Regions from separate parts of the Mus musculus genome. Here region 1 is linked to region 2. A link is a loop called in an ENCODE intact Hi-C map of the cell type or tissue named here. Cell type or tissue: heart. All regions are shown on one strand.

Evidence for each region. Hi-C counts contacts between places; a loop is a spot of excess contacts. Peaks named below come from ENCODE experiments on the same cell type or tissue, not always from the same donor. Only the 100,000 strongest peaks of a DNase experiment are listed, where the experiment ranks them.
Region 1: it touches region 2 in a loop (5-fold over the local background); 15 of 42 quality-filtered maps call a loop at or near these places.

Annotation. Positions count from the first base shown.
Region 1 is chrX:136,312,647-136,320,646 of GRCm38, forward strand. No RefSeq gene overlaps it. Among named protein-coding and RNA genes, the nearest start is that of n-TAtgc2, 41 kb to the right of the region's middle. In heart, no CTCF peak of the experiment used is centred here; no DNase peak of the experiment used is centred here.
Region 2 is chrX:136,029,421-136,037,420 of GRCm38, forward strand. Arxes1 (adipocyte-related X-chromosome expressed sequence 1) reads left to right here and starts at 3,947. Exons shown (of 1, transcript NM_029541.3): 1 at 3,947-5,526. The coding sequence starts at 4,086. The coding sequence ends at 4,628. In heart, no CTCF peak of the experiment used is centred here; no DNase peak of the experiment used is centred here; H3K4me3 peaks cover 506 bases.

The DNA.
Region 1 (8,000 bases), 280 kb after region 2:
GTAAGCAGGGATGCCTTCTGCCAATTCAAGAGGTTCTGTTTGGGAAAATTCAGGAGAAACATAATGGAAAACTATGTTCTTTTAGTGGCCATGTATATGCATCAATAAGTGTAATTTTAAGACTTAGAAAAAGGGAGCATAAGTTATCAGTTACAATAACATAGGGCACCAAGGAAATTAGCAATCCGGCCCATGTGTGGAGGTCAGGGCACAACCCTTGGGAGTTGGTTCTCTCCTTTCTCCACAGCAGCAAATGCTTTACCTGCTAAACCATGATGTCGGCCCAATAACTCAGTCTCTCTGAGCAGTGCAAAGGACACGACTTTACCATCTTTGATGAAAGTTATGTATGAATATTAACCCACACTCATCCGAATAACTCAACATAATAGTAGCACTAGCAATAGAAATGTTACTAATATACAGTAGTATTGGTAGCTTGCTTGTTATCTAGCACTAAGTGATAAGATACACCAAAACTTCCTAAGGACGTATGAGAAGGAGGTATTGCTGCCTAACTTTAAATTTATATGGGAACTGATGCACCCAAAGGGATTTATCAGAATGGATTTGAACACAGTTTATGCTGCACCATAATAAATACCTCTGAGTCTCTCTGACAATCAAAGTCCCTATTGTCACCATTATAGCAAACAAACTTTCTGTAAACAAACATCTATTTGCCTTTCAGAAACTGAGCAGAATTCTCCCAATTGTCTGCATTCTCTTCTAGGAAGGTAGCCTGCAATAGAGTAAGCGTTTTACTTTTAGAGAAAGAGAGAGATGGGGTGGTTTGTGCAAGCAGTTTCAGAGTGGAGGACTAGGCTGCAGGCCGCTGTTGCCACAGTAACCTGACGTCATCAAGGTGACCAATAACAGTTTAGTTAGATCTGCAAGGGTTTTGCTTCTGCGAACATGTTTTGATTCCACAATTTGCTCAGAGATCTGCTAGTAAAATGCACCCTGGTACACCTATTCAAATGACTGATTTCTTTGGTTGCCTTAAGGAATTTTACTTTCAGGGACAGGCTAGGGCATGTAAAAGGGCCAGGTGGAAGTGTTATAAGTTTGTCTAACAATCCTAGCATCGATATTGCCCTAGAAACCTGATATCTTTATGGCTACCAAAATGTCTTTTAAATAATCTGGTTTGATGAGCATCGTTCTGCCTCTAAAAACATACTTTTCAGTTCTGTGCCCATTTCACTTTAAGGGACAATTCCTTAGGGTACCTAAACGGTGAAAGGTGCTTTGTTCTCAGAAACAGAAAAAGGCATAAAGAGGCGGGGTGGTGGAGGTGGGGGGGGAGGAGTGGGCACACGGAGGCATTTCCGGTTTCACCAAGACCTCCTGCATCCAGTTGCCATAGAAACCGGACTCCTTTCTGAAGTCCTTGCGAATGTTTTGACAACATGGTTTGACAAGGACCAAGAGGCCCTTATTTGAAGAATGGGCTCCCTCCTGCCTTCTCTCTGGATGCCCTGAGGTGGGCATCCTTGAGAGGTGGAAAGAAGCAGGGATCACTATTCTAGGTGAAGTCTTTACAGCTTTGAAACTAGGAGGCACAATGGCTCAAGAACAACAGAGATGCGGGATCCTGACCCTAAGTGCTGTCTTGGACTCACTTTCCATGTTGAGCAGGGTTTGAGAAAGAATAGGACATGGTAGAGGTCTCTGAGCCCAGCTTCTCCCTTTGTGAAATGGGGCAGAGCACTAGAGAGGGCAACCACAGGGTCACTGATGCTGTCTGTCAACACCAGCTTAAATAGTAGTGAGCCCAGTGTATATCTCACATGGATGTTAAAATACACATGTTTTAAATTAATAATGCTGTATAAATTGCCTTATTAAAATCATGCAGAGCTATTGTCTCTTAAGAAATGAATCTCAATATATAATCATTACTTCACAGGCATAACATTTTTGGTTGTGTAACTATCTTCAGTATCTCTCCTAAGATCCTGTCCCTAGATAAGTGTAATATTGGTGTTACCATTTGGTTCATTTTCCAGAAATATTATGATATGAAAGATAAAAGACAAAAATGTGAAGTATAATCACAAGAGTCTTTGTTAGGTGGAACTTTGGCGATTTGATTTGGATTATCTCATCTATAGATTTATGTTGAATTTTATCCTCTTGTTTCATAGACCAGTGGTTCCTACTTTACTTGTCTTGCAGGGTTGTAACTGAACCAAGGCCTTCAGCTTGCTTGGCAGACATTCTACACAGAGCTGTATTGCCTGCTCTGTTCAATTCCCCTCCTCCCACTTCAGTCAGGATCTCATTTGTGGAATTCCCCAGCCTCAGCTTCCAAATGCTGGGATTACAGGCTTGGGGCACCACACTTGCTCTCTTTGTTTACCTGTTGATGGAATTTTGTGTTGCTGTTCGTCAAACTGCTATGAGCATTTGGGAATGGTAGCAAAACAACATTGTGACATTACCACTTACATTCTAAGAAACTGCAAGTTCTGCTGGACCTCACCACTGAGTTAATAATACACCTTGAGGTCACTTAAGACTTAAGACAGCTATCCTGTTGTGTACTGAGTCTATTTGTTTAACCTACGTTTCAGAGCACAGTGCAACAACAAACCTTACTTACCTTGGACTTTTGCCATGCAGTCAACTTTTACAAGCTAAACCAATGCATAGCTGTAATCTTAAATCACATCTTTACAGTTCTGTGCCCCTGACCTAGATTAATGCATTGTTCACATATTATGCTAATAAATGCTAGAAATAACAAATATAGATGGAAAGCAAACTCACCACCTTACAAAATAAATGCCTGCCATGAATGTTGCAGACAACACACTGATATTATTGGATAGTATTAGTCTGCTCATGTGGGTCAACTGGAGTCAGTATCTAAAACCCTTGTTAAAAACCTCAAAGATTTCTGTAAAGTACCCCTCATTCCTTTCCCATGTGACTCTTTTTGATTTGTTCAATAGAAGAAAACAAATCCTTTTGTAGGGACACATAGTCACACAATCACACACACACACACACACACACACACACACACACACAGAGAGAGAGAGAGAGAGAGAGAGAGAGAGAGAGAGAGAGTGAGAGTGAGAGAGAGAGCACTCAGGTAACACAAGAATGACAAGACACAGGGAGAGAAGTGAAAACACTAAGCAGATGCACTTTAAAAAAATTTTTTTAAAAGGGAAACCCACGCATTATTAGGGACTCTGAGTTTATCATTGAGTTATTCAAAGGGATGCAGACAGTAAGTCTTTTCATGTAACCCTGCTTTTCCGCCCTCCTAGCTTCCTTTCCTGTGCTATCATAAAAACACTCTGACAGAATCATTTAGGACTCTTCACTGGACTCAGAATTCCGGCTTACTATCCGTCATGGCAGGGAAGTCCGATGTTGGGGTGGGGGTGGGAGTGGGCAGGAATCTGAAGCAGAAGTCACATCCACAGTTAAGGGCAGAGAGGGTAGGAACGCATGCACGCGTGGGCTCAGCTTCCTCTCTCCTTGTTTACACAGTCCAAGACCCAAACCCAGACAAGGAATGGTGCCACCTGACTTTAGGCTGGAACCTCCCATTCATGTGAACATGAAGACAGTCCCCCACAGGCAGGCTCACAGGTCAACCAAATTAGACAATCCCTTGTCAAGACTCCTAGATTGTGTCTAGTTGACAATAAAATCTAACCGTCATATCATCTATGTTAAATATTCATCGGGGTGACGACTAGATCATATTGTCAGTATAAAAATAAGGTGGTTAGAGCCGGGCGTGGTGGCGAACGCCTTTAATCCCAGCACTTGGGAGGCAGAGGCAGGCGGATTTCTGAGTTCAAGGCCTGCCTGGTCTACAGAGGTGAGTTTCAGGACAGCCAGGGCTACACAGAGAAACCCTGTCTCGAAAAACCAAAAGGGGAAAAAAAAAAGGTGGAACTCCTAATTTCCATGTGGTTATTCCAGCTTTCATTGAATTTCATCGCCTACAGCTGGCGGTGCTTGCAATAGTGTGCATTTTCATTTTGACCACTGTTATGGGAATGTGCTCGAATCTTATTGTAGTTTCCATTCATCCTTTTCTCATGATTAGAGAGATTGATCATTATTGTTTACTTATTTTACATTTGTGTATTTTTAGTGTAGTGTTTATTTCCATTGTTACCATATTTCAGTTGTGGCTTTTCTATTTTCTCATTGATGCTTGCGAGATTTTCTGTATATCAGACATAAATGACAAGGTGCACAATATTCAAATATTTCTCCTAGCCATAGGCCTTTCTTATCATTTTATCAACCATCTTCCCTAGTTCTTCATTCTTTGACTGTAGCTTTGGTGTCGTATCTGTGGAATCCCTACCTTAATCCCAGTCACAAGACAGTTGTTGATTGTCCTTTCCACTACACAGCATTTAGGTCTCTTGACCATCAGTTGTCCAAGGAATCAGGCATGGTAGCAGAGGCCATGACTCCCAAACTTGGGACAATGTGGCAAGAGGAGCATAAATGTGTACGAGTTTGGTCCTACGGCCAATTTGAGGGCTGGGAAGAAACCCATGTCTCAAAGAAATCATCTGTTCATGTGTTTTGTTTATGAGAGTGTGTTGAGACTCTTTGTGTTTCTTTGATATGAGTGTGTTTTCCTTTTCTCGTTGTGATATGGGATCTCATATACCTACCTCATGCATGCTCGAACTCACTGTGGAGTCAATAACACCACTGGACTCCTGACTGTCTTCCATCTGACTCACAGGTGCTGGGCTTGTGGGCTTGTGCCAGCATGCCTACGTACCTGTTTATCTTGAGGATGGAGCATACTCTCTTGACAACTGTAGGTTCATAATGACTTTTCACATTAGGAAGTATTGTTTCCACTTTTTCTTTTTTCCCAGGATTTGGGTCCTTTGTAGTTCTATAGGAATGTTTAATCAGCGTGCTAATTTGCTTGCCAATTTCTTCTAAAAGGTGGTAGGATTTTAGTGGGGACTCACAATGAATCTATAGATTAATGCTGAAAGCTTAGCAATCATAACAATAGTGACTTATAAATTACAAAGACAGTATATATTCTATTTTCTCTCTCAGCAATGTCTTCTATTGTTCAGTACATAGGCATTACACACCTGTGTCTACATTATTCATATTTCACACTTTGATACCGCTATACATTATACTGCTTGAAATATACTATAATTACTATATTTTAAAAGCACTGTCAGTAGCCAAGTGCATAAAATGCTTTTGAGGAATGCTTTTAGTTGAGAGCAGAATAGAAAACATAGTTGATGTTTAATCTGCTCTGTCCACATTTGCAGTCTGTGTGAGGAGAAATTCTATTTGTTACCCAAGGAAAACAATGCAAATGATTTTTTTCTTACCCTAATTTTCCCCTTAATCCCACTTTGACTTTTAGCTGTTCTTTCATTCGTATTCTTTTGTTTTCCATAGCCTTATGGTTCTTTTAGTTGACGTTTCAATGCATCCTTTTTCATTATCTCTGTATGTGGAGGTTTAAATGAGCAATGTTTCCCTGATTTGGTTCCTGCTTGGTGGTGCTCTGTTGGAAGGGAGGAGCCTTTAAGAGGTGGAATGTAGCTGAAGACAGGTACATCACTTGGGTGAGCTTTGGACTTTTATAGCCTCACTCCACTCCTGTTCTCTGTGCTTCTTGAGTGTGGATGCAAAAGTGCTCAGTCAGGTTCCTGCTCTTGCTATCACACATGCTTCCTCCCACCTCCCTGCCCCCAATATTATAGGGTCTATTCCTCTGGAACTGGAAGTCAAGACAAATGCTTCTCCTCTAAGTTGATGTTAATTGTGCTGCTTTATCACAGCAGCCATTAAAACGGTGCATGTAAAGCTCAACTATAGCTCAACTATGCCAGGCACAAGCCTTTTCCCCAGCACTTGGGAGGCAGAAGCAGGTGGATCTCTATAACTTCAACCAGGCCAGCAAGGACTACACAGAAGACTTTGTCTCAAAACAATAGTTGGAATACTCTAGCCTCAGACACCAAAACTGCCTGTTTTCATCAATGTTCTTATTTTCCACAATCTTAATTTGTATTCTCATTTGTGTCCAAGATCTAATACCCTCACATGGAGTCACTGATCACACACGTTCCGGGTCCATAAGGAAATTATGTTGCCTTGTATCACAAGAGTTTCATATGCCTTCCTATAGGGTTGCCCTTGAGGTTAGGTGATGCAGGTCTTTTTATTGATGAATTAATTATCCCATGCTTGATTTTTGCATTGAGAAGAGCATGTTATTTTTATCTACAATTGTTAATGAATTTTTCTATATTTTTTCTTATCCTTCTTGTAGTTTTGCTTCAATCAATATTTTGCTGTGTGACTGGAATGTAGGCATGAACCACTAACATTTTCCCAGTGAATTTAGACCTGCCATTATTTTATGTTCCAAAACCACTTTTATTGCATTTGGTTTTAGTTTTTTTCTTAAACATTAAGATTATAACCCCTGATTTCTAATTATTGTACCTGGATGGTATGTGCTTACTTAAATTTAAACATTCAAGCTAATACTTGGATGCGTTTGCTTTGGGTATACGTCTTGAAAATAATTTTATATTCCATTTCAATAGGCAATAAGAGCATATTTATTTCTTAGTAAGTTATATCTATTTATATTCTTTACACTTATTTATTTGTTTGCTTAATTTGTGTGTCTGATGGGGGCATACATGGTCTGCAGTCCACATGTAGAGGTCAGAGGACAACGTGCAGGAGTTGTTCCTCTGCTTAGATCATGTGCATCCTGGGGCTACAACTTAAGGCATCAGATGCAGTGTCAGGCATCATTGTACCAGGTACCCCATATACATTTTAATATGATCAATATATATGGTCATTTGGGTTGAGTTCTGTCCTTGTGTTTATAGATTCATAATTAATATACATAGGTGTAGAAGGTCTTCCACTAGGCTTTGTATTTTATTGTATTAATTTTTGATTCTGGGGATTGTACTAGGGTCAAGCCCATGCTAGCCCATGCTAATCCTATTCTCTGACACTGAGATATTCCCGCTAACCACAGGAAAGCCATTTTACTTGCTGTGTGTTTTAAAGTAGTATATAGTGCATTATTCCTCGTTATGGGGTGTTTTTTCTTATTTTTCTTATTTAAATGCATTTTATATATCAAACATATTAATAATATTGATTATTTTGAAAATCAAATAATACATAATGGGGTGGTTTTTAAATTAACTTCTCTTTGTGCAGTGGTTATCACATTCCAGACCTTCAAAATGCCTACTAAGTGGTCTTTCCTACCACTAACTTTCATTCCTAGCAAAACATTCACTCTTAAATTGTTACTAAATCTATCTACTTATCTATCTATCTATCATCTATCTATCTATCTATCTATCTATCTATCTATCTATCTATCTATCTATCTATCTATTGTGGGCAGAATGTGCACATGCCAGAACACATGTCTAGAGGTCAGAGGACAACGTGTGTGAGTCAGTTCTCTACTTCCATCATGTGGGTTTTAGTTATCAAACACAGGCCAGCAGGTCTATTAGATAAAAGCCTCTGCAGGCTGGGTCATATTGCTGCTAGCAATGTCAACTTCTTCCTAAATGTGATATCTTCACTAGGAAACGTCTTAGTTACTAATACAGAGATATCAGGCGGTGAAAATGGGTACTGTTCATAAAATAATACACATAAATGCACGCATACTAAACTTCCAAAATAATGTCAAATAATAATTGTGAAGATTGAGAATTATATACTTGGTTACCCTAATGAATTAAGTAGGCCATTGCTTACAAATGTGATTTCAAGGTAGGTGTGATAGCGCACACCCATAATCCCAGTACCTGGGAGACAGAAACAGGAAAACTGTTGTAACTTAGAAGCCAGTCTACAAAGTGAGTTCCAGGGCAGCTAGGGCTACATATCAAGACCTTGTCTCAATAACAATATTTAAAAATATGATTTCAGTTTTCAAAGTAATGTATGTAAAGAACACATTTCAT
Region 2 (8,000 bases):
AAAGCAGGCTTGCTCAGAAGAGACCATCTCCAAGGGTTTTGAAAGGAGAGGACTTGAGCTGAGCAACTCCTTGCTATCCCTGTAAATACATTTATCAGGTAAGTAATTGCCATGCCAGGGAAGGCAGGATATATATATAGTAAGGCAGGAATTGGTTCCTGAGTGAAGCACCTGTACCTGAGGAACACATCAAGAACGAAGGATAGCAATTTTTACTGGGATTGTGATGAGTCTTTAGATTAGATTGGAAAAAATTAACATATAAATAATCAAAGTCTTCGGACACATGAACAAGATGTGCCTCCCAATTGACTGATTTAATTACTGGAGCAACATCTTGTAGTATTTAATATACAGACATAACTTCTTGTACATAGATAATCCACACAAGTGCTTCATATTTTGTGGTGATTTTTAAATGACAGTATTTCAAAAATACAAATACAGGCTATCATATATTCCCCAAAATGTTAGTGAACAAATATGCAATAGTTATTGTTCAAAAAAACTGATACAAAAAATGGTTAGAAGCACAATTCTAGCTTGTGAAAAGTACTTTCCTGCTTAACATCCATTTTCCTATACATTCACATATGTTTCAAGAAGTCATCAAAAATATACAGGAACTAGGGATCAAAATGCCAGTTTTTATTTGTTGACAATCTATAGAAAAATCAGTTTGTTGAGAGAACATAGAAAAGTCAGCTTTAATTAATATATATGGTTCAAAATTAATCTGTTGAAAGGTGTGGTTTTGCTTCTTCACCTCTCAGTAAATTTACCATAATGCATCCTTGGAATCTTGGGTGGTGAGAAAGACAGGAAGAAGGATATATATATATATATATATATATATATATGTGTGTGTGTGTGTGTGTGTGTGTGTGTGTGTGTGTGTGTGTATACACATATAAGTATATATGAATTTGTGATCATATGAACATATGTATATTTATGTTACTGGAGCTGCTAGGAATGGTTATCATGAGGAATACTTGAAATTAACTAACCAAATCATGCCATTTGCCATTCTTACTCAGATCCTAGCACATATTAGAAATCAGATTACCACCATTGTTATTTTCCCAGCTTTCCTTGGACAGTGTGGTTACCATGACAACCCAGTGCTTGCTGTGGAAACTGATGCGGTCTATGCTTTCACTTATGATTTATGCCTGAATCACTTATCACTATGGTGTTGTCATGTGTTGCTTTTCTAATTCAGATTTTTCTTCTAAAATTAATACTTGACATTTGAGATGTGATAGAGATTTTTCCTGCCCATTTACTCATTTATAATATGTTGGAGTCAATCTGACTCAGAGTCACATTTTTCTCAGAAGTTACCACCTTTGGCTATTGATGCATATATATGTATATGCATATATGTGCTAATTTTTCCACAATTTAGCCAATAAATGCCCCTTCAAGATAGTCTCAGTGTTAAGTTGATTTCTTCACAGAATTGCTTGAGCATATTATTTGCTTTCTAAAACATCTGCTTATCTGTACAAAGGAAGTAATGCTACCCACCTCAGAAGATAGCTTTTAAAAATGTCTAAAACTAGCAACTGACAGTGTATGGTATGTAGTTGCCCCTCAGCATATGGGACTTTCTGGCACTTGACCTGCTTGATTCAGTCAAGCAATATCTTTAACATCATCATGGACTGGCTACATAGTAAACAGGAAAAAAGCCCACAGATCTGTTAGGGGAGTCTCCGTTCCATTGTTCGGTGTGTAGGAAGAGTTGTGGGGTAAAGCTGGGACAAGAAAAAGCATCACTGTACAGCTTCCAGTGAATCGAGTCTGCCTTTCCCATCTGCTCGCTTTTATCTCTATTCCACATGCTTTCTCCCTTCCCTGTCTTTTACTATAATAGTCCAGAAAAGATGGTTAATGTGCAGTGCAGAATCTGAGGCTCAGAGTGAAGAAACAAGTCTGATGTAGAGTTAGTAGGATCGGCTTCTGGAGAGATTCTGTCCCCATTATGGGGACACTTTTAGTAAAACACTACCCAATCCACAAGTCTCCTCCACACTAGCAAGTAACAATTCTGAACATACCTGAACAAGAGACACTCTGAGGTTGAGATCCTACATGGGAAAGCATCCTATTGTCTCAGGGGGAGGGAAGGAGTTCTTTAAAGTAACTATCATCAGGTGGTTCAGAATTCCTAGAACTCTTCGTTAAATTTATGATACTTAAACCTGTGCTGTTTGCCATAGGCAAGGGTGAAGATTCTGCTAACTAGAATCAGGTTAAAGGAGTAAGAGTGAAGACATCAGAGTTCCATCTTTAGGGCACTACCTGGAACCAGTCCCTTCTAAACAAAAGGATAAGAATACCAAGCCTTAGGCTGGAGAGATGGCTCAGCAGTTAGGAGCATTGACTGCTCTTCCAGAGATCCTGAGTTCAATTTCCAGTAACCACATGGTGGCTCACAGCCATCTGATGGCTTCTGTTGTGTCTGAGACAGACAGTGTTCTCACATACATAGAAAAGGAAGGAAGGAAGGGAGGGAGGGAGGGAGGAAGGAAGGAAGGAAGGAAGGAAGGAAGGAAGGAAGGAAGGAAGGAAGGAAGGAAGGAAGCTAATCCTTTTAATGAACAGATCTACTCTCTAGAGTTTACTGATCCCAGGTAGGGAAGAACCTGTGTTCTCAGGGCACTTGGATAAATTTCATCAATAAAAACATTCCAGTTGTCCCAGAACTCTGCATGGTGCCATTAAATTAGTTGGGTTAAAATGTTGACAAAAGAAGTCAGGATTTTTTCCAAGTGTGGAACCTTCCCCCACTCAAATCTTCTGCTGGTGCTTATTAAACTCGAAGAATAAACTCTTTTGAATAAAAAAGACAAAACAAAAAAACCCATGGAATTGAGGTGGGTAGATTTCAGCTGATTCTGATAGTCACTGAGTTTTGAAAAGCACTGATGTCTATTTGCAACAAGATCTTTTAATATCTTAAATAATTTAGTGTGTTTTGTCAGAGTTCTCAGTTGTAAATTTTCTATCTTCTCTAAAGTGTCAGTAATTCTTTCAATTTATTAATAATCATTCAGTAATGAATATACAGAACACTGGCTTAGGCACTGGAAAAGTAGCAGAAAGAAGACAGAAAGAGGCCACTGTGCATTGGCAAAACTGGGTAAGAAAACAACTAACCAGGCAAGTTATATGGGGATTTCTGTGTGAAGAAAATAAACAGAAAACAGTTTGAACAGGGGATTACATGGAGTTGTCACTGAAAGCCTTTGCTGGAAGTGGCCTTAGAACTGAGTCCTGAATGCAAAGAAGCCATGCACAGACAGGCCAGGTCTTGGTGCGCTTGGACTGTGTGTGCTCCAGCTAACCCAGGAGCAGAGGACAGCAAGCCCACTGGCTGCAGCCTGGCAGACAACCATCAGGATGGTAGGGGGTGAGGGGTGGACAGGGCAGATGCAGCAGAGTCTGGGCCTCCTCTGCCACTAAGACTGTATGCTGAGGGCGGAGGATCCCAGCAAGGGGGGTGACATGACCTGTAGGGAATGGCTGGTCTGTGTGTAGAGAATGGACTGCAGAGGCAGGATTAGCCTAGTGTGGGGGAAAGGAAGTCCAGGCATCAGCAGCCTGTTGCAGAAGGCCAGGGGAGGGGCTAGGATGTATGGAAGCCATGATGCAGCAGTGTGCAGAGGGAGAGGGTTCCCTGGCCAGGGCTTTGTGTGCCGGGGCAGGGGCTGTGGTTGGTGCCAGGGACCTTCCGTGACTGTGTCTGGGTGTGAGGGTGAGACAGTTCAAGGCACCGCTGGGCTCATTCAGCCAGGCTGCGGCTTTCTATGAGATGCTCCAAGTGCCTTAGACTCTCAGCAGACAGTGGTTGTAGGGTTAACTAGTGGCTTGGGGCGGGGGAGGGGGCAGGCATCGTGGGCGGTGCGCGCTCCAGGGACGCGTGCGCGAGCCCGGCATTCCGCGCGAGCCAGAGGAAGGCAGAGGGACCGCGGAGCGAACTGCACGCCCCGTGCCGAGCCAGCCAGCCAGCCAGCCAGCCAGCGAGCGCCGGTGGAGCCCGCGTGGAGGGAGCCGCCGATTGAACACCCTGCAAGATGAACTCCCTGCTGTCCCGGGCCAACTCGCTGTTCGCCTTCACGCTGAGCGTCATGGCGGCGCTCACCTTGGGCTGCATCCTCACCACCGCCTTCAAAGACAGGAGCGCGCCCGTGCGCCTGCACGTCTCCAGGATCCTGCTCAAAAAAGTGGAAGACTTCACCGGACCCAGAAAGAAGAGCGACCTGGGCTTCATCACCTTCCACATCTCTGCGGATCTGGAGAAGACTTTCGACTGGAACGTCAAGCAGCTCTTCCTTTATCTGTCGGCAGAATATTCCACCAAAAGCAACGCTGTGAACCAGGTGGTCCTCTGGGACAAGATCCTTCTGCGAGGCGAGAACCCCAAGCTGAACCTGAAAGACGTCAAAAGCAAGTATTTTTTCTTTGACGATGGACACGGGCTCAAGGGAAACAGGAATGTCACTTTGACTCTCTCCTGGCAAGTGATACCGATTGCTGGGATCCTGCCTCTTGTGACTGGATCTGGACGCGTGTCTGTCCCGTTTCCAGATTCCTATGAAATAGCCACGACTTTTTGAAGAATTCTCTCTGCATCGGAAACGGGACATCTGTGGACCTAAGGAATCATAGTTTAAAACTGTCAAGAAACACGTGCTGTAACAATTTATGTGTCGCATTCCTGCATGCCTACACTGAATGTGATTTAGAAGCAGACGTTTGTTCACCTCGTGTAAAGCATGCTTGATTCCTTGGGGGGGGGGGGACAGTTAATATCGTTTGTTAGATACCATAAGTGGTGGAAATAAAGTGACTAAAGACCGAGTACATGATGATTCTGTAAATCACTGTAACACATTATTGATATGCCGACTGTCTGAGAAATATGGGTCTTTCCAGGTTTTTCCTCCAAAAGTTTTTCTGTTTTACATTTTTTTGAAAAAAATTAATGTTTTAACCATTGTTAGTGAAGGTTGAAAACGTTTGCATGACTTTCCCATTGAGTTTCAGTCTGTATGCTTACTACCACTAGGTGCTAATTATGTACAGTTCTCCACAAGTCTCCATTTTAATAAGTTTTGGAGTAATATTAACACTCATCGTTTAATTTTTTTCATTTACAAACTCTCTTATATGTTATTGTATCCTATTGCCAGCAGTCTCGGGATGTATATAATAGAAACATGGGCTGTTTGCAGATGAACACTGTGAACCCCTGAAGCTTGGGGAATCATTTCAAGCTTAAATAGCTAGCAAAAAAAGTGGAGTCTAACTTTGATCTTGGATATTCTCATTCCCTAAGTTTATTCCACCCCTGATACCTGAGATGACATCATAGGAATTTCATGTGTAACTTACATTGTATTTTTGTAACCCTGAAACTCTCTGTTTTGATGTTTCTGATCTTATGTAAAAGTAGCTTGTGTTCAAGTTGTGTTAAAAAAAAACTTCTATAGGAATAGATCTCCTTTCACACTCTGTGTGTTTGCTTCCTTTATAGTGGAAGTTTAGTGAGAGGCTCAAAGTGGGATGGAGCTCAAGGGGGAGGCCCCAAGGCCTGACACTATTACTGCAGCCATGGAGTGCTAACAAAAAGGGACCTAGCATGACTGCCCTCTGAAAGACCCAACAAGCAGCTGAAAGAGTCAGATGCAGATACTTGCACCCAACCAATGAACAGAAGCTGCTGACCCCTGTGGTTGAATTAGGGAAAAGCTGAAAGAAGCTGAGGAGGAGGGTGACCCTGTAGGAGGACCAGCAGTCTTAAATAACCTGGACTCCCAAGATCTCTCAGACACAGGACCACCAAACTGGCAGCACACACCAGCTGATAGGAGGCCCCCAACACACATACAGTAGAGGACTGCCCAGTCTGGATTCAGTCAGAGAAGACTGGAGGCCCCAGGGAGTTTAGAGGTCATGTGGGGTGGAGGGCTGTGAGGACATCCTCATGGAGACAGGGGAAGGAGGTGTGACATGTGGAACAGTCAGAGGGTGAACCAGGAGGGGAATAAAATCTGGAGTGTAAAAAAAAGATTAGTGCACACTGCTGCAACCACTATGGAAATGAGTGTGGAGGCTTCTCAAACCCGGAAATTTCACTGCTCTGTGAGCCAGCTATACTATTCCCGAATACGCTCCCAAAGGACTTTATTTCCTACCGCAGAAACACTTGTACATCCGTGCTTGTTGCTGCTCTTTTCACAATAGCAGGAAATGGAATTAACCTAGATGTCCATCAGCAGATATGAATATGTAGTATATAGGCACACTCTAATTTATTCAGTCATAAAGGAAAATAAAAAGACAAGATTTGTCAGGAAATGGATAGAACTGAAATATATTAAGTGAGCCATCACAGGCAAAACAAAACAAACACTACATGTGTTTTATCTTTATGGCTGAATACGTTAGATTGCATATATGGGTATACACAATGGGTATATGCCCAAAAGAGCTCTTGGCTTCTCGGTTTCACATGTATGTACTTGAGGGGTGGGGAGAGATGAATGTAGGATGTGGATGTGGATGCCAAGTGAACAGAAAGGGACCCATGAGAGGAGTAAACAGAGACTTTAAAGAAGAGTGATAAATATGGTAACAAAACATGTGATGTAAAAGTAGAATGAAGAATAATGAATGAGAAAGGCTTAGACAGAGGTAGGGGGGACATGGAAATTGGGGAGACGGAAAGGGTGGGAGGATAGTCAACCTAAACTCTGTATGAAAATGGCATAAGAAAAACTGGGTTTTCTTTCTTTAAAAATATATATATATATAGATAGAGTTTATTCAGGGCATGGGGAGGGGAGCTAAGAGGGCAGTAGAGGCAGAGAAAGACAGACAGGGAGAGAGTAGAAACAAGCCACGACCATGCGGAGAGAGGGGGAAGGGAATGAGGAGAGAGGGGGAGCAAGGGGGCAAGAGGCAAGAGAGAGAGAGAGAGAGAGAGAGAGGCAAGAGAGGAGCAAGAGGAGAAAAACTTTTTCTTTAGCATTCCTTCTAGGCTCTGCCCCACAGTAACCTGGCAACAGGTGTGCCTGACTCACTTACTCTCTTACCCTCTCTGTCCCCATTCCCCTCCCCCCTCTACAGGCTCCTGACTGGCCTCTCCTTTCACTTTCCTCTACTCTCTGTCTCTCTCTTGGCCTTTCTCTATCTCTACTCCCTCCTCAATTCCCCTCACCATGCCCTAGATAAACTCTTTTCCATACTGTATCTGTTGTATGGCTGGTACCTCAGGGGGAAGGGATACCTCAGCATGAGCCCACAAAGGAGCCCCCTTCCACTCTATCATCCTGCGCTTCTACCAAACATATCCCGGCTCTTTCTCTTTTATAAAACACAACACTTTTGTACAATAGTTAAAAATAAAGCAATAGTTTTACATTCTCTCATATGAATATATTCCTAATTGCACATGCTCCAACAAATATGGATATAGCTGTACAGTTCATGGAGAAACATGTGGGATTGAATTTTCCAACTAACATAAAGGTGTAGCATCATATATGCTAAGCCGGATCTGGCTTCTGTTTTTTTGTAAATTTGTATAAACATATACAATATTTAAATTATATATTTTTATTAAATACATAATTAAATATAGTAAATAATTTAAATTATTTTGGACAAGTTAACATAAATGGTGGTCCTTTCATACCATCTTTTGTTTGGCATATTTACAAAGGTTGGAACAGAACAACACTTTAGTAATGTGAAAATAGGAAGACCAGCAAGGACAACACATAATTCATATAAACTTAAACTTATTTATATCATGTATACCAATAAGAATGTTTAACTCTAATACTTCTATACAGGTACTAGACATGCAAATGTTAAAATCTGCAGTTACCTAATCTTATACTCTGGACTTTTTTCCCTTGAGAAAAACATGTACAATCAACCTGTATTCTTCACCAGACCCTGACACCAGTTTCACAGATCAC